Linked DNA regions of Homo sapiens: regions 2 and 3 are each linked to region 1. The links are chromatin contacts, found by Hi-C or POLR2A ChIA-PET in ENCODE. All regions are on one chromosome and are shown on one strand. The core of a region is the stretch at or near the end of the contact, and the rest is flanking DNA. Distances in the headings are between cores, read along the strand shown. Region 1 holds the start of NUF2 (NUF2 component of NDC80 kinetochore complex). Region 2 holds the start of PBX1 (PBX homeobox 1). Region 3 holds the start of DUSP12 (dual specificity phosphatase 12).

What was found. Hi-C counts contacts between places; a loop is a spot of excess contacts on that map. ChIA-PET counts read pairs that join two places held with the same protein, here RNA polymerase II (POLR2A). Pooled maps may share reads with other maps.
Region 2: a map of naive thymus-derived CD4-positive, alpha-beta T cell shows a loop between it and region 1 (16-fold over the local background). The contact joins the promoter of PBX1 here to the promoter of NUF2 in region 1. A Hi-C loop is called at or near these places in 1 of 168 maps with a recorded cell type or tissue (naive thymus-derived CD4-positive, alpha-beta T cell) and 10 of 50 pooled maps. POLR2A ChIA-PET finds 5 or more read pairs at or near these places in 2 of 52 experiments (BJ and WTC11).
Region 3: a pooled map shows a loop between it and region 1 (12-fold over the local background). The contact joins the promoter of DUSP12 here to the promoter of NUF2 in region 1. A Hi-C loop is called at or near these places in 6 of 50 pooled maps.

Annotation. Positions count from the first base shown.
Region 1 is chr1:163,320,004-163,323,774 of GRCh38, forward strand. It overlaps NUF2 (NUF2 component of NDC80 kinetochore complex), which reads left to right and starts at 1,951. Exons shown (of 14, transcript NM_145697.3): 1 at 1,951-2,209. It overlaps LOC127814295 (a long non-coding RNA gene), which reads right to left and starts at 1,732. Exons shown (of 5, transcript NR_182654.1): 1 at 1,619-1,732. It also overlaps a transcript of RGS5 not described here. RefSeq lists enhancers at 1,691-1,900, 1,941-2,170.
Region 2 is chr1:164,557,162-164,560,843 of GRCh38, forward strand. PBX1 (PBX homeobox 1) reads left to right here and starts at 2,023. Exons shown (of 9, transcript NM_002585.4): 1 at 2,023-2,852. The coding sequence starts at 2,662. RefSeq lists an enhancer at 1,605-2,104.
Region 3 is chr1:161,747,452-161,751,266 of GRCh38, forward strand. It overlaps DUSP12 (dual specificity phosphatase 12), which reads left to right and starts at 2,335. Exons shown (of 6, transcript NM_007240.3): 1 at 2,335-2,694. The coding sequence starts at 2,351. RefSeq lists enhancers at 333-412, 513-562, 2,134-2,643, 2,705-3,351.

The DNA.
Region 1 (3,771 bases), core at 701-3,200:
AATTTACTTCTAATATAACTCAATTTATCACATCAATAGTAATATTAACCCCCAAATAAACAATATTTATTGTTGATATAACAAAATGGTTGTCTTGCTCTTTTCTTCCTTTGCCTCATTTTTCTCTTTCTCCATGGTCCATTCTAATCTTGGCTTTCACATAAATCGCTTGGTTTTTTTTCTAGATTCTCAACGACAATTTAGACATTTGTTGAGCACTTGCCACTTGCAAGGTATTTTCCTAGGGACCATGTATAAATAATAATAGTCAAAATAACAGCTAATACTTTTCAAGTACTCACAATTTTGCCAGGCACTTAATTAAGCACTCTACAGGAACTAATTCACTTAATCTTCATGATACCGTATAAAGCAGATAGAACTGTCACCCTATTTTAAAGATGCAGAAACGAGCTCAGTTAGGTTAAATAGCTCGCCTAAGTCCACCTAGGTAGTAAATGGTGTGATCAGGGATTTCAATCCAACTCCCTTTGACCGTAGAGATGTGCTCTCAGTCACTACGCTATGGTTCCCTTCCCTGCCTCTAAGGACATATAATTTGGTGGAAATTATGCATGTATCAGTAATCAATTTGATTTGGCAAGTGTCAATGAGACAGGTCTCTTTTTTCTGCTTTCCTCACTGACTCTAATATTTTTTTAAAATCTATTTTCTTAATGTCCTTTTGGGTCTTACTAGATTCCGACTTTGAGACTTACATCAGTAAATAGACATTGAAAGGAAAGACAAAAGCCCTGAACTAATGATATGAAATGTATTTTTATTTAGAATTGGTATAGACTTCACTATCAATAGGTTTAGTTCTTCAGGACAGGACAAAGCAGCGGAATTTGTGTCTACATTCAATACAACCTTTCTAGCACTTTTTTCACATAATTCAGTTCAGGTTCCCCATCCAACACACGACTGTCACCAGATGATGCTCTACTCTGTGACCAGATACAAGTCCTATTACGTCTTCTCCTGTCCCAAACCTCAATAAAACTTAATGGCTTTCTCCCCTGACAACCAGGCCTGCCATGGCTTCCTAACTTGTGTTAAATGCAGTGTTTCCACTCTTGCCAAAACAAACAAACAAAATACCATGTAAAAAAATACAGATTTCAGGGCCCCTTATCTGAAGAATGCAACTCACTCAGGAATGTGCAAATTTGGGGAACAGTTCAGAGGTGAAAAGCACTGATCGAAGAGGGAGAAGCTAAAATCAGGAGACCTGGTTTCTACTTTACAGTCCCACTTACTGTATAACTTCTAACAAATCACTTCTCTCTGAGTCCAGTTTTCATATCGGTGAAAGCGAGAGGATTTGACCAGATGAACTGTTATGTTCCTTCCACCTCTTGAAGTCGTGCTTATGAGCACAGAGTCAGAGGATGTGTGTTCATATCCCAGCTATGCTACTTGTGAACTACTGTGCGCAGAGAACTGCATTCTCTGATTCAGAGCCCTCACCTGAGGGGATGATAGTATCTCTCCACTATCCCTTTTCTCCCCTTTAATGAAGTCTAAATGAGATGATGCTTATAAGCATCTAACAAAACCCGGCACATAATCAATGTTCAACAAGTTATTATTACTCTGGAATTCTATAAATTACCTCTGTACTTCCTCCCTTGTCACCCTGAACTTAGTGAAGTTTCCTTCACTTGGTTTTGCTCTTCAACTCGGACCCCGAAAACGCTCTAAACGCTGGCGGAAGTCACGCAGAGATGGGCTAGACGCTCAACCCCGGTCTCTTCCCCGAAACCGCGGTGCTCCCACTTCCTGCAGTCCGAGGTTCCGACTCGACGCCAGCTCCGCGAGCAATGGTTCCGCCCTGCGCCCTGCCCCTTCCATGACAACTCCAGTCCCACCTGCCTGGCGTCTCTTGAGCCCAACCGGCATCCGTCGCGGTTGGACGTGGGCTTGGCGGAATGGGGCGGGACTTCCAGTAGGAGGCGGCAAGTTTGAAAAGTGATGACGGTTGACGTTTGCTGATTTTTGACTTTGCTTGTAGCTGCTCCCCGAACTCGCCGTCTTCCTGTCGGCGGCCGGCACTGTAGGTGAGCGCGAGAGGACGGAGGAAGGAAGCCTGCAGACAGACGCCTTCTCCATCCCAAGGCGCGGGCAGGTGCCGGGACGCTGGGCCTGGCGGTGTTTTCGTCGTGCTCAGCGGTGGGAGGAGGCGGAAGAAACCAGAGCCTGGGAGGTGAGGGGCGGGCCCGTCGTTACTTTTTATTTGATGTTAGTCCCAGAAACAACCAGAGCTCAGTTCCTACTAAACTAACGGGTGTTTTCTGGTGCAGCATAGACCGAAGAAGACGAGCTTGAGCTGAAATTGTTCAAGTTAGGCATACATTTATGTGTGATTTTTGGAAAGGCGGTGGTAATGTGGTTTATTTGGCTGCAGATGCTTGTCAGCTTTTTACACATCTCCGTTGCCAAACGTTTCTTAACCAAATCCAAAACCATGAATGAAAAGGTAAAAATATCACACCTAATCCAAAATTCAAAGGAAAAGAGCAGCGCATATATAGCACTACGCATGCATAACGCCATCATTGTTCCTTTTAAAAGTTCAAGGAACGTTTTACTTAATTCATTGAAGTTGGGAGCCATTTCTGTTTATTTTTGTTTAATCTCTGCCTCGTGGAACTGTGATGTCCACAAATAGTTTATTTTAACAAAACGAAGTGTGTAAAATTTAACAGAGTACTTTTAGTACCTACTCACTCTGCTCAGCATCGTGGTGCTGCAAATAAATGAGAAACCAGATGAGTAATTATAGGTTAATCTTTGCTACTCGTTAGACAGAGTATTACTGCATATATATTAAGTCATTTATATACTTTATCCCACCTAGGAGCTCAAACTATGTAGTTGGAAAGTGTCTTCATCTCTCGTTAATGAATAAATTGTAACTGAAATTGTACTTCGAAAGAATGATAGAATTTGGATATTGGAGGAGGTTCCAAAAGGAAATACTGGAAGTTTGGGAAAGTTAGGAGACTAACTTGGAGCAGAAATTTCATTCAATTATTAAAGGGTTTAGAAGCCTAGCAGAAAAATTTGAATTTGATGTGGTGGGTAAGGTGAGTAATTGAAGTATTTTCATACAAATATTATATGATGCGTTAAGTGTTTTTATAAGGATTAATCTGATAGCAGAGTGCCAAACATTAGAGAAGAGAGGAACAAGTGATAATAATTATGAAGATACTTTACACCTACGCTTTCTATTGCAATACTCTCTAATTCAGATGCAGCTTTTTTGGAAAAGTGACTTTTTCTGAAGTCTTTCTTTGGTCCAGTCCTTTTATGAACAGTTTTTAAGGCTGTGACTTAGATGAAAATGTAGAATGCATATTTATGCTGAAGGGAACATCTAATATGTGATGCATCAGAATCTGGATTCCAAAAGATCCCAGCTCTGTGGCCTGGCAAGGTGGCTTATGCTTGTATCCCAGCACTTTGGGAGGTTGAGGTGGGAGGATCACTTGAGCCCAGAAGTTCAAGACCAGACTGGGCAACATAGTGAGACCCTATCTCCACACACACACAAATTAACAGGGCGTGGTAGTGTGTGCCTGCTGTCGTCCTGGCTACTTGAGAGGCTGAGGCAGGAGGATAGCTTGAGCCTGGGAGGTCGAGGCTGCAGTGAGCTGTGATTGTGCCACACTGCACTCCAGCCTGGATGACAAACTGAGACCCTGCCTCAAAGAAAAAAAAATAGACAAAACGTCCTAGCTCTAAAAGGAAAGCTTGCAATCA
Region 2 (3,682 bases), core at 773-3,272, 1.2 Mb after region 1:
AACTTCGTCTCTGTAAGGGATATGCTAACTCTCAATCACTGTGATTGATATGTGATTTGAGTATATAGTTTTGTGCTCAACTTTTGATTAGTGTTAATTTTTAAAAAAACAGTTTAAAAATCAGGATATGTATGTGAATAAAACAATTGTTATTAAGTAATATAACATCATAATTACAATTAATACTCTGTATTGCATGCCCTCATACCAATAAGTGCCAAGTAGCTTGCTAAAAACTGCTTTGAAATGCTTGCATCAGTGCTCCTTATCTTGCCAAACTTGTTTTGCGTAATGATTGGTGAGAAGAATAACATTTTATTTGAGGATCTCGAAGCACCTGGCAAGGCTGCTTTCCATTTTGCAGATTGGTTACACTGCGCTTGCAGATTGGTTACACTGCGCTTTGCATTTCCTTTGCTATACTGCCATCCAGGAAGAGGGCTGGCTACACAATAGAATATTTTATATTACAAAATATTCTGGACATTTCCTAAGTAATTGGCCTGCTATTTTATCTTATATTCATTGTGACTGTGTACACAGTCAGATTTTTCCCTCTCACTTTGCCCAATGAAAAGATTGGAAGCAAATTTGTGTCTGTCTGGAGCTATGATACTGGACCTTAGTTATGACTTTTGTTGGCTTTTTTCTTGATCCCATTGTATTTATTTTTTATTTTTTCCTACCCATTTTCAATTGGAGTTGTCTTGTTGGAATATGTACCCTTTTAAGCACCTCAAGTTTCCTTTCAAACTGGACAGGCAATAGACACATAACTAATTTTTAACACTATTCACACATTTCTGTTAGACTGAAGCAGATTGTGCAGTGGAAATACTAGGCCTTTGGAGGGAGTCACACTTGGGTTTAAATTCCAGCTTTGACACTTAATAACTGTGGACCTTGGACAAATTATTTAACCTTTCTGAGTTCCCTCTCTGTAAAATGGAAATAATAATCCATAACTCACAAAGATGTCTTGGGGATTAAATAAAATAACTCATGCAAATTACTTGGTGCATAGTAGGCATTCAATAAATGTCAGTTCACTTCTCTTCCCAGTTAATAATGCTTATTAGACTATATTAAAAACTAGAACTAGACTGTGATAATGCATTTCTTTATTAGGTATTTAAGCCAAATAACTAATTTCCCCCGGGGGAAGAGAGAGAAATGTTGAATTAGTTTCATTTGGTGAACTTATTTATTAATCTTTCTTTTTCTTGAGCATTTTTCAGTTTCATAGTCCATAATTTAGTTTTCATGCAGCAAAAATGACACAGTTTGGTATTCTTTTCACCTTTACTGTGCTAGAATTGTTTTTTTAAATGTATCTATTATTACATCTGCCACTTATTAGAGATCTTTATTAATTATATTAACAGCTCGATTGTGTTTCATAACTACGTCGTGCTGACAAACTTGTGCTCTCAGCAGTTTCCCTGAGGTCTAAGCATTTAAAAGAATCAAGTTTTAAATGACAATGCCACAGCAAAAGAAAAGCAGGGGTGGGCGGGAAGACGCACACCGTCTGTGTTCTTTCGTGTTAATTTTATATGTTTGCATTTAAGTGGAGCCACATTTTCCTCAAGGACGCAACCTAAGTAAGGCGAGCAGGGAAAGTGGAAACTAAGTGAGCTGGAACTACAGTACCATTGCACCTTTAAGGACTGGAGACTTGCTATTAGCTCGGCCTCCTTCCCGGCCCACCTCTGAACTCTGATTGACAGGGCGCCGGGCGAGGAGGAGCTGAAGGAGGCTGGAGAGGAGGCGCCGTGAGGAAAGTAGGGGAGGAGGGGGCCGGTCCTTTATCTGGTGGCCAATCAGGGAAGCGGGGAGGAGCTCCAGGCGCCCTCCTCCCTCCTCCTCTCCCCAGCCTCCCGGCTTCCCCGCCCCCTCCCCTTCCCTTTGCCCCCTCCCCTCTCCTCCTTCTCGTCCTCCTCCTCCTTCTTCTCCTCCTCCTCCTCCTCCTCTCAGGCTGTGGTTTTTCTGTATATGTTTCTGGAGTCCTGAGCCTGAGCTAAACAAAAGCAGGAGGCTGACGGGGCTGCTGGAGTTTGCAGAGACACGGAGGAGGAGAGAGCCTGTGCTTTGCCTGCCGCCGCGGCTGGGGGAGATCTGGCTTTTGCAACAGCCCACCCCCTTTGAGATCACTCTGGCCCGGAGTGGGGGTGGGGGGCAGCGGGGGGTGGGGGGGGAAAGTTTGCATTGCAATCCCCCTGCCTTCCTCTCCTTTCTCCCGATCAATGCATATTTGCAAAAGGATTAAGCCACAGATTTAAGCGCCGGGAGCCCATTTCTGCCTTGCAAAGGAGACCGGACTGAAAAACCTAAAGCCAGCTCTGATTTCTTTTCGCCAAGTGGGAAGGTGGTTTATTTTTCTTGCTTTTTGGAGTCAACACCCTTCCCCACCAGCCCTTATCCCCACCCTCACCCCGCAACCCCTTCACGCCCCCTCCCCCTCCCCCTCCTCATCCTCCCACCATCCTCTAAAGAGGCAAAGGGATTTTTTTTTTCTTTTGGTCTTCTTTTTTCCCCCTTCCCTGTTTATCCTGAAAAGGATTTGAAGACAAGCTTGAAGGATAAAAAGCCTTGGTGCTTCCCAGGAGCCGAGCCGAGGAGCAGAAGAGGAAGAGCCGGGGGCTGCCGTAGCCTTTGGAGATGGACGAGCAGCCCAGGCTGATGCATTCCCATGCTGGGGTCGGGATGGCCGGACACCCCGGCCTGTCCCAGCACTTGCAGGATGGGGCCGGAGGGACCGAGGGGGAGGGCGGGAGGAAGCAGGACATTGGAGACATTTTACAGCAAATTATGACCATCACAGACCAGAGTTTGGATGAGGCGCAGGCCAGGTGAGATGGAGGCTTTTCTTTTCCTTTCTTGGGGTTTTTTGTTTTTCTTCCTCTTGCAGGGGGAAACAATGGGAACCGAATCACCACAGCGCTTTTTTTGAAAAATGTTATTTCTTTTCTCATTTTGACAAGCAACTACATGGCGGAGGAGTAAAATTTGAAGGAGCGTTGTTATCGAAAGTGTAATCGCCCATGCCGAGATGTGGCTGTGTACATATTTGTGTGTGTGTGTGTGAATATAGGGGTATTCATTTATATCCACACAAACACACAGGCATGCCGAAAATACTGCCAACTGATCCAAAAGCGGCCCTCGGCACTTTTTACTGCTTTAAAAAAGTATCAGAGAAAGCAGAATTGTCAAGTTTTGAACAGCATTCCATGCCTTCTTGTTGAGGGGACTCTGTAACATTACGAAATAAAATGTCCCAAGAACACTTTATTTGCAAATTTAGTTGACTCCTTACCTAATTCAGCGAGTTTGATTTTCTTTCTTGACTCTCCCGTCCAAAATTAATTTTTATCTTTTCTCCTTTCTTCCCCCCCTACCCAAAATACAAAACAACAAAAAAGCAGGGTATTTCTTTGTCAGTACTTGTCAGCTATCCAGAAAATATTTTGCATTCACTTAATTTTGTTTTTTTAAAAAGTTGATGAAAAGGTGATTTTGTTTTTAGGCATATTTGTTAGTTTTAAGAGACTCAGATTTTTAGTTTAACTTTATTGTCTCCTAATTTCAGCCGGTTTACTAACCTTCCGTGACACAGACAGCTATGTAGGGTCCTTTAAAAAGGGGTGGGGGGACAAAAATCAAGCATGCTCTTTTCCCC
Region 3 (3,815 bases), core at 1,085-3,584, 1.6 Mb before region 1:
TATATGCTTTGCAATTATTTTTTCCCATTCCATACAAATTCCTTTTCTCTCTATTGACTGTTTTGCTTGATATGCAGACACTTTAAAATTTGATATAGTCCCATTTGTCTATTTTCGCTTTTGTTGCCTGTGCTTTTGGTATTTTATCCAAAAAATTGAGGGAGAAGAAAAGGAAAAATCAGTTAGGTAGACAGCTAAGGCTAGCCCTTGGAGAAGCAGTCTGCCTGAAAAATCACAGCTACAAACAAAATAGAGCAGCTTAGGCAAAACTCAGGCTGCACCTGCACAGATAAGCAGGTAGGGTCCAGCACAGACGCTTTTCATTCTTCGTGTAATTGGCGAGCTCCCAGGAAAAACTTTCCTCCCCTTTTCAGGTATATACACAGTGGACTCCGTGGGAACTTGCACAGGAAGGAGGGGGGCTTACCTAAAACAAACCTACAGTGATACAAACAAGAGAACCCACGCTTTGTGCTTGCCTAGAGACATACCCACATCGGCAGAAGATAAGGGAAGTTGCACAGACAGATTTATTCATAAGAGAAGTTACTCAAACAACTATAGAGATGAGAGGAGTTTCTTATAATAGGTTTTGAATTCAGCTGTAAAAATGGCACCCCACTTGGGCTCCCCTCTCTGCTGTGGAGAGCTTTCTTCTTTTGCTTATTAAACTTTTGCTTCAACCTCACTCTTTGTGCCCATGCTCCTTAGTTTTCTCGGTCGTTAGACAAGTTCGGATAACACCTTAGACAATGAGACCATTAACCCTTACCTGTTTCAACATTTTTATCAAATCCAAGGCCATGAAGCTTTCCCCCTATGTTTTCTACTAAGAATGTTATATTTTTAGGTCTTTAATCTATTTGGAGTTATTTTTTGTGTATGGTCCAAGGTAAAGGTCCATCTTCATTCTTTTGCATGTGGATATCTAGTTTTTCCCAACACTGTTGAGGAGATTGTCCTTTTTCCATTGTGTGGTCTTGGCACTCTTTTTGAAGATTATTCTAACATATATGCAGTGTTGCAGGTGATTAGCAGCTTTCTGGGCTGGTGACATGGGTGGTAGGAAGAATTTACCAACACAGTTGTAGGTAAAGAAAGGCAGGTTTATTAGATAAAGTATGAAAATACATTGCAAGGGTGCAACAGGCAGGTCAGCAAGAGAGAAGCTGACTGCTAGGAAACAAAGGCTTGCTGGGGATTTTGTAGAATGGTGCTTATGTTGTGGGTGGAAGAGGGCTTTGTGCAGTACTAATAATGCCAGGGTTGCAGTGAACTAACTTCCATTTTTCTATCAGCTGAGGGTCTGGTGATGGCTGGGCACAGGCAGATTGTGAGTTATTTGCACAGCAGGGCTATGTGTCCTGGACCACGAAGAAAGGCAGACTTATGGCTTGTCTGCTTTCTCCTTTTGCTTCCCTTCGTCCAGCCAGCCTGACTCCTTTTCCCTAATTAGGACTCCACACGCAAGGGTTTGTTCTGTTCCAGAATAGAGACACGTCGATGTATCTATCTTTATACCAGTACTATAGCTGCTACTTCTTGACCAATTACAGCTTTAGTATCTCTCTCACCTGTCCTCCCTATACAAAAGATATATAAAATATACTCACTGTACTGAGTATCTTCCTGCAGCATTCAGTCTGGAGCAAAGCCTGCTTCCTTCAACCCTTTCCAAAATCCCCAAATAAAAGCCCAAAATCTGTAGAGGATCTTCCTAACATCCTCGTGCTGAGATGCCCTGAAATTCTCCATAACTCATGACTGAGTAATAAAACCAACTTGCTTAATTAAAGTTGGTTTCTTGTAGTCCTGGCCGGAGGACATTGACTTACAAAAATATAGGATTAGTATCTTCAAAATAAATAGACAGTAAACATCAACAAGGATTCACACCCCAATAATGAAATTGGGCAGAAAAAGGAAAAATAATCATGAAATGCACAGTAAAGATGGCTCCATAATATTGAAAAAAATTTTACTTCAAATGCATAAAATGATGCTTCTGATTCAGCTGGTGCGACATTTATTTCACATTTGAGTTCAGCTGCTCCTGATGTCTCTTTCCTGAAAATTTCAATACTAAGAGCTCGAGAAACCCTGTATTTGGGGAAGCTTATCCTTCACCATCAACTTTGGGGGTAGGGGTCAGAGGGAACAAGGGTGGAAAGGCCGCGCTGAATGGGGCCGAAGCTCCGCCCCTCAGCGATAAGTCCAGATTCCTGCGGCCGACGTGGTCCTCCGAGGGAGCAGCAGAGCCGCCGAGGCTGGCGAGTCCCAGGGGAAGGATGTTCTAGCCGGAGTCTACTCGATGGTAGGGCAGGAAGCCGCCTTGTCTCTGGGCGCGGCCATGTTGGAGGCTCCGGGCCCGAGTGATGGCTGCGAGCTCAGCAACCCCAGCGCCAGCAGAGTCAGCTGTGCCGGGCAGATGCTGGAAGTGCAGCCAGGATTGTATTTCGGTGGGGCCGCGGCCGTCGCGGAGCCAGATCACCTGAGGGAAGCGGGCATCACGGCCGTGCTAACAGTGGACTCGGAGGAGCCCAGCTTCAAGGCGGGGCCTGGGGTCGAGGATCTATGGCGCCTCTTCGTGCCAGCGCTGGACAAACCCGAGACGGACCTACTCAGCCATCTGGACCGGTGCGTGGCCTTCATCGGTCAGGCCCGCGCTGAGGGCCGTGCGGTGTTGGTGCACTGGTGAGTGGCCGGGTCAGTGGGTGACGTGCCCCGCCAAGCTTCCAGCCGGCCCCCGTCGCCCCTTACCTTCCGAGGCCGTCGGGAGGACAAGAGCGCGGTCATGCCGCGTGAACCTCCTCCCGCTGCCTCCCGCAGGAGGCGTGTTTCCAAGAGAGGAGGAGGGTTGAGGCGGGCCCCTGGTGTGTGCAGGCTTTCATTCATTCATGCTTTAGTTGGTTCTTCCTGCAGCAGCAGAGGGCGGGGGAGGTGTCATCTGATAAATGACAAATTACCTACACCCTAAGGAGTTTACAGCTCTGTTGGAGAAGCTAGACACCCACCCCGATTATTGTAATGCAGATTAGGTTGCTTGGTGTCTTGTAAACGGGATTTACAAAGATTTAGGGTTAAATGTTTTTGTTTGGGATGGGTGGCGGGTGGTTGATGAAGAGATGAATTGGTTTGGATCTAAAGGATCCCTGGGCTTTGCCTAGGGAGGAGATGGTTGCAGCAAAGACAAAAAGAAAATGGGAATCCCGCAGGGCGCGGTGGCTCACGCCTGTAATCCCAGCACTTTGGGAGGCAGGAGGATCACAAGGTGAGGAGTTCGAGATCAGGCTGGCTAATATGGTGAAACCAAAAATACAAAAATTAGCCGGGCGTGGTGGCTCTCGCCTGTAGTCCCAGCTACTCGGGAGGCTGAGGCAGGAGAATCACTTGAACCTGGGAGGCGGAGGTTGCAGTGAGCCGAGGTCATGCCACAGCACTCCAGCCTGGGCAACAGAGCGAGACTCCATCCCTCCCCCCAAAAAAAGAAAATGGGAATCCCTAAGCAGTTCTTGGTTGGATTGGAGTATAATAATCGTTTAAATTTATTGAGCACATAAAAGAAGATAGTGATGAAATCAAAAGAAGTCTGGGACCAGATTTTGAGGTCCCTGAATGCTAAGATGAAAGGAGATTGGATTTGTTTTTGTTTTGTTTTATTTATTTTTATTTTGATATAGGGTCTTGCTCTGTCACCCAGGCTACAGTGTAGTAGCGTAATTACGGCTCACTGCAGTCTCAACCTCCCAGGCTCAAGTGAACCTCCTGCCTCGGCCTCCAGAGTAGCTGGGACTACAGACCCCACCACATCCGGC